Linked DNA regions of Homo sapiens: all the other regions are linked to region 2. A link is a contact called in ENCODE Hi-C or POLR2A ChIA-PET data. All regions are on one chromosome and are shown on one strand. Each heading gives the region's core, a stretch centred on a gene start or an enhancer-like site at or near the end of the contact. The rest is flanking DNA. Distances are from core to core; before and after follow the strand shown.

Region 1 (3,082 bases), core at 115-2,614, 280 kb after region 2:
CATGGGACTCAGGCAGATCCAATCAGAATCCTTCCTGCATTTGATATCAGAAAATTGGGAGAGGGATGCTCTTTCTCGTTGCTAGGGTTGCTAGCCATGTTGTCTGCAAATATAAAGTAGAAATAAGGATGGGTGGATGGAAAGAGAAGGAGACTGGAAGAACTGAATCCCCAATTCCAGCTCTGCAGCTCTGCATTCCATTCTGTGAGTTTTTCTCCTGCCTTCTCACTCTGTGAGCAAATAAAATAATAATAGGTAATATTTATTATATACTTATTGTATGTAGACACTGTTCTGAGAGCTTCATATGTATTAAATAATTTAATATTTACAACAAACTTATGAAAAAGGTATTATTAACATAATTATTCCCATTTTACAGATTAAGAAACCGAGGCACAGAGTGGTTACATTAACCTGCTGAAGATCACGCAGTAAAATGGCAGAGCGTGGATTTGTACCCAATCGGGCTCTAGAGCCCACAGGCTTAACCACCGCACTATATTGCCTTGCAAACTCAAGCAAATTTAAGTCTGGTTTTTCTCTCTTGCAACGGAAAGATACCCTCTCTCCTCTACTTACCTGCAGAAGTCTCAGCTCCCAGCGGTTTCTCTTCTTCTGGCCAGCCTCCGCTCTCTGATCCATGAAAAGAAAACTCTTCCAGGCTGGAAAGAGACTGCAGCTCCTTCGGGGGTGTTCTGCACGGCGTGCTGTTGGTGCTGATGACTGCGGACACGCGGAGCGGCACAGATACCGCAAAGGGCTCGGAGATGTTCAGCGCCTTGCGCTGGTTACGCGGCGAGGGCTCCATCTGGAAGAGGCTGCTGGTGAAGACGGATTTGCTAGGGCTGTCGTTCGAAGTGTAGAACATACCCAACATCTTTGGGGCTGTTTGCTCGCTCTCCGGATCCTCAACAGGCCGGAAAACCTTCAGCTGTTCCGGTGGGGGCCGGGCCTGAGCGCCCTGGAGATGGCTGCGATCACTGCTCACATCAAAGCCACCCTCAGCCCCGGGAGGCATCCCCTCCTGGCCCCATTCGCCCTCCTGCTTGGTGAGGTCACATGAGCTGCCGGTGCCGGTGGAGTGCATCTTTGTTGCTGGAATGAAAAATCCACCGGTGGTAACTGTTCGATTGAAATTTCCCTTGGTTTCTTTTCCTAGTAAAAAGGAACAAGTGTATGGTCAGCAGCCGGGGCACACATACAATAGCAGGCCTTCCAGTAAGGGCAGGCACACGACATTTGAATACTAGAGAGGCACAGCATTCTAACAGGGGCATAACCGCCCAGATAAAGACAGGTAACATCTGGATGACAAAAGAGAAAGCACTTCCTCATATGCACAGAATTTCAGCATGATGCTTTGGTAGGTTCATTTGCTGTTGTGCCATACAGATCACTTTTAAACTTTGCAGGTAGAGCAGTTTTCAAAAAAAGATTACTGCTAAAGTTGCTAAACAGAGCCATCATCTACTAGGCATTAAATGTAGACCATGAAAAAATAAAGAGACAGATGGGAGGCGGTAGGATGATGTTTGCTCAAAATGAAGAAGACAAAAAGGAAAAATAAACAGAATCTTGTCTTATTTTAGAACTTTAAAACTTTTTGTTTTAAGTTTTCTCTGGCAGATGGACCCAGACAGGGGGGTTTGATTTCCCAGCAAGGAAACAAATGCTATTAACAACTAGACCTTCCCCACCTTTTCTCAGGCTTCTTCCTGTTGATTCAGAGGATGAGAAACTAGAAATGTAAATTAACTAACTGTTAGAAAGCACAGTTGTGAGGAGTGAATTTTTTTTTTTTTTTTTGAGATGGAGTACAGCTCTGTCGCCCAGGCTGGAGTGCAGTGTCGTGATCTCGGCTCACTGCAACCTCCACCTCCCGGGTTGAAGTGATTCTCCTGCCTCAACCTCCTGAGTAGCTGGGATTACAGGCACCTGCCACCGCGCCCGGCTAATTTTTGTATTTTTAGTAGAGAGGAGATCTCACCATGTTGGCCAGGCTGGTCTTGAACTCCTGACCTCAGGTGATCTGCCTGCCTCGGCCTCCCAAAGTGCTGGGATGACAGGCATGAGCCACTATGCCCAGACCAAGTTCTTGACTTAGAAATAAAGGCAAGGAAGAGAAAAGCCTACGTGGGAAGTAAATAAGCTTGGAGATGATACGCGAGTTGCCAGGAATCTAGAAAATAATTTCTAACTTGGTACTAAGCACTAAACTGGGCATCTTACATAACTGTATGCTTAAAATTCTTATGACCACCCTGTAAGGAAGTGTAATGATCTTTAACACATGAGGACATCGAGACTCAGCAGTTAGATGACCTAATACTCACATGCCATGTATATAAAAACCTATATGTTGAAATATTAACTCCTGCAAAACTGGGCAATAACTGCCAAGAAGTTTCCAAACCAAAGCAAATAGATGAATATAAAAGTAAGAAAATGCTGAAAGTATCGAGTTAACTTAAGAAGATCTCACTGAGTGTTATACAGGTTTAGAATTATTATTATTTTTTTTTTGAGACAGGCTGGAGTGCAGTGGCGCAATCTCAGCTCACTGCAATCTCTGCCTCCTGGGTTCAAACGATTCTCGTGCCTCAGCCTCTGCCTCCTGGGTTTAAGTGATTCTTGTGCCTCGGCTTCCTGAGTAGCTGGAATTATAGGCATGCACCACCACGCCTGGCTAATTTCTTGTATTTTTTTTAGTACAGAGAGGATTTCACCATGTTGGCCAGGCTGGTCTCGAACTCCTGGCCTCAAGTGATCCACCTGCCTCAGCCTCCCAAAGTGCTGGGATTACAGGCATGAGCCACCACACCCGGCCCGGGTTTAGAATTATTTTTAAAATGTTGTTCTAAAGATTTTCTGTATTGTTTTGGTCTGACCCATTTTTGAAAGAGAAAAATGTCTTGTATTAAAGGGGCTGGAAAGTCATGGGATAAGTATAGGGGAGTTTTAACAGTCTGTTGCCAGACAAGTCCTTTGCCTTGTAATTTGTAATGGTGCTTGTTGGTTACTTAACAGAAATAGAAGAGAGAGATACAGGCAAGTCAGCCCTGAAGGATACAGCTGTGAG
Region 2 (2,764 bases), core at 118-2,617:
GTATTATTAAAAATATCAATCCAGAAGGAAATAAAAATCATCCTTATTGAAAGTTTTCAGATGACAAAATGGGGATGGTCTTAGTAACCTGAAAAATACACATATAGAAATTACTCTTATACAGCACCAGTTCACAGACACGCCTGTAAATTCCCTGAGTTAAATATCTATAATATAGAAACAAACTTTGATTAGGTGATGCTGAAAGTTTAAGTACCTAAAAATACCTATCACCCTGCAGCTATTGAACAGTGCCTCCAAGTCCTGCTTTAAAAAATGATTTTATTGGCCAGGCGCGGTGGCTCATGCCTATAACCTAGCACTTTTGGAGGCTGATGTGGGCGGATCACCTGAGGTCAGAGTTCGAGACCAGCCTGGCCAGCATGGCGAAACCCCGTCTCTACTAAAAAATGCAAAAATTACTCGGGCGTGGTGGTGCACACCTGTAATCCCAGCTACTCAGGAGGCTGAGGCAGGAGAATTGCTTGAACCCAGGAGGTGGAGGTTGCAGTCAGCCAAGATCGTGCCACTTCACTCCAGCCTGGGCGACAGAGCAAGACCCTATCTCCAAAAAATAAAATAAAATAAAATAAAAAAGAGTTTATTGCCTGTTTCCAACAATACTCTGCAGGAAAAAAATCCAATGATTATATCCATTTCATTGCGAATAAGACGGGCACCAGTTTATCTATGTACCTGAGGAAATGCTATGGAAATGGTATTTTTCAATTTTATTCATCAGTATATTAACGAATATATGACTGAATAATTCATACTGAATTCAGATCAGTTGGAGGGGGGCTATAAATGCAAATTAGCTGAGGATTTAATGTGCGTAGGAGGTGTATAGGGGGTTATAGGACCTTTTAAATTCCCCCAATAGTTGTGGACTCGGTGGTTCTATGTCTTGCTATTCATTTTTAAATAGGTCAATGAAAGAGAGGAAAGGCCTGCAGTGTGTGGGGATCAGGAAGAAGGCGGATAAAAGAAAAGGGGGAAACTAGTCTGTTATTCAAGGGAACTGGCTTTCACTTATGGTTTCTCCTGTTTGGCTTGAACAAATCATTTCACCATCTTGGGCTTCCGTTTCGATATTGGGTGGGGAGGAGCGGGTGTTACGAGATCTCTCAGTTGTCTTGCTGCTTTCTTTCTTCGTGAGCCCTCCCCAAGTTGATTTAACAAATACTCTATGACCTAGAGTCCTAGAGTGTAAATACCACAGTCCAGGTGAGCGTTCAGCGGGCCTCCTTGCGCATGCGCTGAAGGGGGCACCCTCTCGTTAAGGCCCGAATTTTGCCTCTTCTGCGCACGCGCTCCTTTTAAATTCCCCACCTGTCAGAGAGAAGCAGGACTTCCTGTACTTTTTAGAGCGACTGCCGGAAGTGACTGCGGACGAATCGGCGTTTGCCGAGGCTGGCATAGATTTGGCTGTCTCCGCTCATAGCTGCTTTTGGCGCGAAAGATGCCGGGTCTGGTTGACTCAAACCCTGCCCCGCCTGAGTCTCAGGAGAAGAAGCCGCTGAAGCCCTGCTGCGCTTGCCCGGAGACCAAGAAGGCGCGCGATGCGTGGTCAGTGCGCAGCCGGAGAGGGCGCGGCCGACGAGCCCCGGGCCGCGGCCTGTGCCTTCCGGTGCCTCTGCCCTACGGCCTCTGCCCTCTGCCTTCTGCCCTCTGCCCTCTGCCTTCTGCCCTCTGCCCTCTTCCTTCCCCCCTTCCCCCACTCCTCCTCCCTGTCTGCCCCCCCCCCCCGCCCCGCCCCGCCCCGCCCCATTGCGGCGCTCTGGAGATAATTATTGGGCCTTGTAGGTTTCGTGGTCGGGTCTCTGTTGACTTATCCCGTAGCTTAGTACCGGGAAACGATGGAGAGAGAGGAGAACGGCAAGCTTCAACCACTCATTCCTTCCTACAAATGTGTGTTGAGTATCTGTTATGGGTTAAGCACTGCGTTAGGTCCGAAGATGTAGACATGGATAAAGATGCATCTTGATATAAAGGAGCTTAAAGTTAATGGAGACATAAACCAGTGACTTGTATACGACGTGGTAAGGGCTATGATAGATTTGTTAAGACCAAACAGGAAAGGTTTTCTGGTAATTTCTAAGGCTTTCTCCCAAAATTTAGAGACAGTAGGACACAGAGTGTATTCCTTACAGTTCTGAAGAGTTACGCTTCAACCCTTTTAAGACAACCAAAAGTTGAAAATCAATCAGTCTACGACGCAGGGGACAAAGTATTAAGAATAGTTCATCTAGATTGTCAATCCACAAAAGATTTGTTCTCATTTTATATAGCCTCTCTTGTGGAGCAAATCTCATTAGAGGACGTCCTCAGATAACGTGAATGTGCATCTCTTCCTCTGGCCCCTTTTGTCTTCCCAGATAGTAGATATAAGAAAGAAATCATTAGTGGTATAATGGGATAATAAGAGTGTAGGAGCTCAGTGCTTTTATTAATCCTCAGTACTTTGTAAATAATACGGGTAGGATTGAAAGACTAGTCTGAACAAATTGTTCCAGTGGTAACAGTAAGTGCTGTTGAACCTTGAATGGTATGACAGCATGATTAAGAGTCTGGGATCCACAGTCAAGGTTTGAATCTTAATCCACTAACTTGGTGACCTTGAGCCTCATGTGTCTGTAAAATGACTCTAATAAAAGAAACTCCCTCCAGTATTATTGTAAAGGTTAATGATACAAGCCATGTCAAGTGGCTAACACAGTATACATGGCAATAAATGATCAATGAATGCTAGCTATTATCTTCA
Region 3 (2,801 bases), core at 96-2,595, 400 kb after region 2:
GAATGATAATACATACTTCTCTACACATCAAGGGCCATATCAGAAATTTCAGGAGGAAATGTCCTTTGATAGTATAAAATGCAAGACTGAGGAGAAGCTGAGAAGTTAGGACTAGAGATTAGATGAGACATCAGGATAAATTATTTGAAATTATTTGAGAAATAAGTTTTTCCTCACCAATATTTTACTTATGCGCTAATTTCTTTGTATTGAATAGTATTCAAAAATAGAGGTTTGGAAATCTTTTGTGTTCTATAGTGTTTAAAAAACCATAATGACATTTGACCCATATGCACAGTTGTAGCATTAAATCAATCTTCAATGTTTCAGAAATGAACAAACCAGGCAGTACAAGACCCCCTTGTCCCACTCCACCATGGGCACTAGACACTGCCAAACAGCAGCGGGACACTTCCTTCCTAGAGTCACATGTGGACGAGAGACTTCACAAGGCCTGAAAGAGCCAAGTGCTGTGAGTGGAATTATTATTATACCAATGCCTGAATCTGCACAGCGTCTTGCATTAGGCTTTAAGTCTGAATCTGGATCCATTTGGGTTAAGATTTGTGTCCAGTGGCCCAGAGGGAAGAAGCCTGGCAGGGTGTGTCCCAAGGACCTCACATTGGATTCTGGGGTCCCTCTCAGCAGCTGGGTTTGAGATGATTTCTCTTGCCTCTTGTGCTGTATCTTTGGAGTTCCCACACTGGACAGAGTCTTTGGGTAGAAAAACCTTCATCTCTCACAGAATACAGCAGTCCTCAGGAAAGAGAATGAACTGTCCATTTGACTTATTTTTAATAATCTTGTTATATTTTGTTGCCTCATTCTGCCCTGCTCCCCCTCTTGCTCTGTTTCGCACCCCTTTGGGAACGTTGCCTCTTTCTAGCTGAACCAGGGAAGGAGCAGAACCCTGAGCTCAGTCTGTCTCCCCCCAGGGTCTCTGAATACTGGAGCCAGCGATTTTCTTAGGTGGGTGGGGATCTGTCCCGCCCCGTTCATTGTGTTCCATGGTTTCCTGTCCACTGCCTGTAACCCTTTACCAATCTGCCAGGCGCCTCTTAACACAAAAGGGAGGAGATGGGGGAAGGGAGTACTGAGGAAAAACATCCCTATAAATAGCCCTCTTGAACAAAATTGTTTTCCCCAATACACAGTTGTTGTTAGGCCTTGATGCCTAGTAATCTGCCTCTGTACGCTCTTCCCCTTCCATTTCAGCCCTCCCTACAGGCCTGGTTTTCCTACTCAGTCCTGTCCATGAGATGGAGGTGCTGTAAAGGTTCTTGTAAACATTCGTGTCCCCAGAGGCTCCTCCCCAGCTCTGGGCACACAGACTGTGGACTCAGGCCAACCTGGGCTCCATGCCTGACTCTGCCACTGATTTGCCCAGTGGTTGGACACATGACTTAACTCCTCTGAGCCACAGTTTTCCCATCTGTTAAATTGGAGTGATAATATCTACCTTGTTAGACTGTTGTGAGGATTAAATAAGATAATGAAAATGCCTAGCACTTTGTTTATACCGAGGTAGAAGCTTGATACATAAATGAGAGTGATTTTTATTGTCTTCTCACTGAGCGATTCTTCCATTTCCTCCATCATTATCCAGTTTATTCATGTCTTTTTCACATTTCCTTATCCTGATCCCTTGTCCCATGTTAAATATATTTATAAGACTTTAAGTTTATTTTATTGTCATTAATTTATTTTTACCATTCCCAGTTCCAACATAGTTTGAGATGATTTCCTTTACACATAAGTGCTTAGAACCTGGAAAATTTTTCAGAAAGGGCAAGACTGTTTCTTGTAAAACAGTTTTTCTTTCTTTCTCTTTCTTTCTTTCTTTCTCTTTCTTTCTTTCTTTCTTTCTCTTTCTTTCTTTCTTTCTTTCTTTCTTTCTTTCTTTCTTTCTTTCTCTTTCTTTCTCTTTCTCCTTCCTTCCTTCCTTCTTTCTTTCTTTCTTTTTCTCTTTCTTTTTTTTGACGGAGTCTTGCTCTGTCACACAGGCTGGAGTGCAGTGGTGAGATCTCGGCTCACTGCAACCTCCGCCTCCCAGGTTCAAGCGATTCTCCTGCTTCAGCCTCCCGAGTAGCTGGGACTACAGGTGCGTGCCACTGCCCCCGGCTAATTTTTGTATTTTTAATACAGGCAGGGTTTCACCATGTTGGCCAGGCTGGTCTCGAACTCCTGACCTCAGGTGATCCACCCGCCTTGGCTTCCCAAAGTGCTGGGATTACATGCCCGAGCCACCGCATCCGGCCATAAAACAGTTTTCTAACACGGAGGGCACATTGCTTTTTGTGGGCTATTTGGGAAATGGTTTTGATTGTGGCTCACACTTTTCTTACATCTCTGGTATCCCAGGACCTGTTTTCATTCCCATCTCGGGAATACAGTATGCAGAAGTTAGTTTGGAGACAAGAGTTATAACAGGTCAAACATACAAATTACCCTCGATATATATTCGCTCCCCTAAAGTTGTGAACATTTGTAAGTTGGATAATATAGGCCTGTTGTTTTTCATTCTACCTTTTGGATATATGTTTCCAAGCTTGTGGTGGGGGGGTGGGTAGAAGTGGGGAGAAGGGGTTCCACTTTGTAATCAAAATCACACTTGAATCTTAACATTTATTTCAGAGAATATTCTTCTTTTTTCAACCTTCAATACACAAGTATTTTAATCTCCATTTTGATCTTAAAAGAAGCTAGTCAAATACACACAGATCTCATTTACTTATGTGCTTTCTCAAAGTAAGATGCATATGTATGCATGTAGGTATGTATATATCTATATCTATTTCTAT

The links. A loop is a pair of places that touch in the nucleus more often than their neighbours do. ChIA-PET counts read pairs that join two places held with the same protein, here RNA polymerase II (POLR2A). Pooled maps may share reads with other maps.
Region 1: a loop to region 2 is called in a pooled map, with 6 times the contacts of the local background. The contact joins the enhancer-like site here to the promoter of COX17 in region 2. A Hi-C loop is called at or near these places in 4 of 168 maps with a recorded cell type or tissue (Caco-2, Right ventricle myocardium inferior, heart left ventricle and 1 more), 13 of 37 single-sample maps with no recorded cell type and 9 of 50 pooled maps. POLR2A ChIA-PET finds 5 or more read pairs at or near these places in 4 of 52 experiments (A673, IMR-90, OCI-LY7 and 1 more).
Region 3: a loop to region 2 is called in a map of heart right ventricle, with 5 times the contacts of the local background. The contact joins the enhancer-like site here to the promoter of COX17 in region 2. A Hi-C loop is called at or near these places in 41 of 168 maps with a recorded cell type or tissue (A673, B cell, CD4-positive, alpha-beta memory T cell and 28 more), 37 of 37 single-sample maps with no recorded cell type and 44 of 50 pooled maps. POLR2A ChIA-PET finds 5 or more read pairs at or near these places in 1 of 52 experiments (Caco-2).

The regions. Positions count from the first base shown.
Region 1 is chr3:119,399,898-119,402,979 of GRCh38, reverse strand. It overlaps ARHGAP31 (Rho GTPase activating protein 31), which reads right to left. Exons shown (of 12, transcript NM_020754.4): 10 at 583-1,158. LOC124906273 (a long non-coding RNA gene) reads left to right here. Exons shown (of 2, transcript XR_007096027.1): 2 at 383-3,082. Among named protein-coding and RNA genes, the nearest start is that of TMEM39A, 62 kb to the left of the region's middle. Within about 2 kb of position 1,364, at least 2 of the 41 ENCODE cell types and tissues checked have a DNase peak (open chromatin) inside an H3K27ac peak, as active enhancers do; they include OCI-LY7, where a contact is called at or near this core.
Region 2 is chr3:119,676,009-119,678,772 of GRCh38, reverse strand. COX17 (cytochrome c oxidase copper chaperone COX17) reads left to right here and starts at 1,367. Exons shown (of 3, transcript NM_005694.2): 1 at 1,367-1,569. The coding sequence starts at 1,463. RefSeq lists an enhancer at 929-1,188.
Region 3 is chr3:119,277,700-119,280,500 of GRCh38, reverse strand. All of the region lies in intron 3 of B4GALT4-AS1 (B4GALT4 antisense RNA 1), which reads right to left. Among named protein-coding and RNA genes, the nearest start is that of ARHGAP31, 15 kb to the left of the region's middle. Within about 2 kb of position 1,345, at least 11 of the 41 ENCODE cell types and tissues checked have a DNase peak (open chromatin) inside an H3K27ac peak, as active enhancers do; they include endothelial cell of umbilical vein, heart left ventricle, heart right ventricle and 1 more, where a contact is called at or near this core.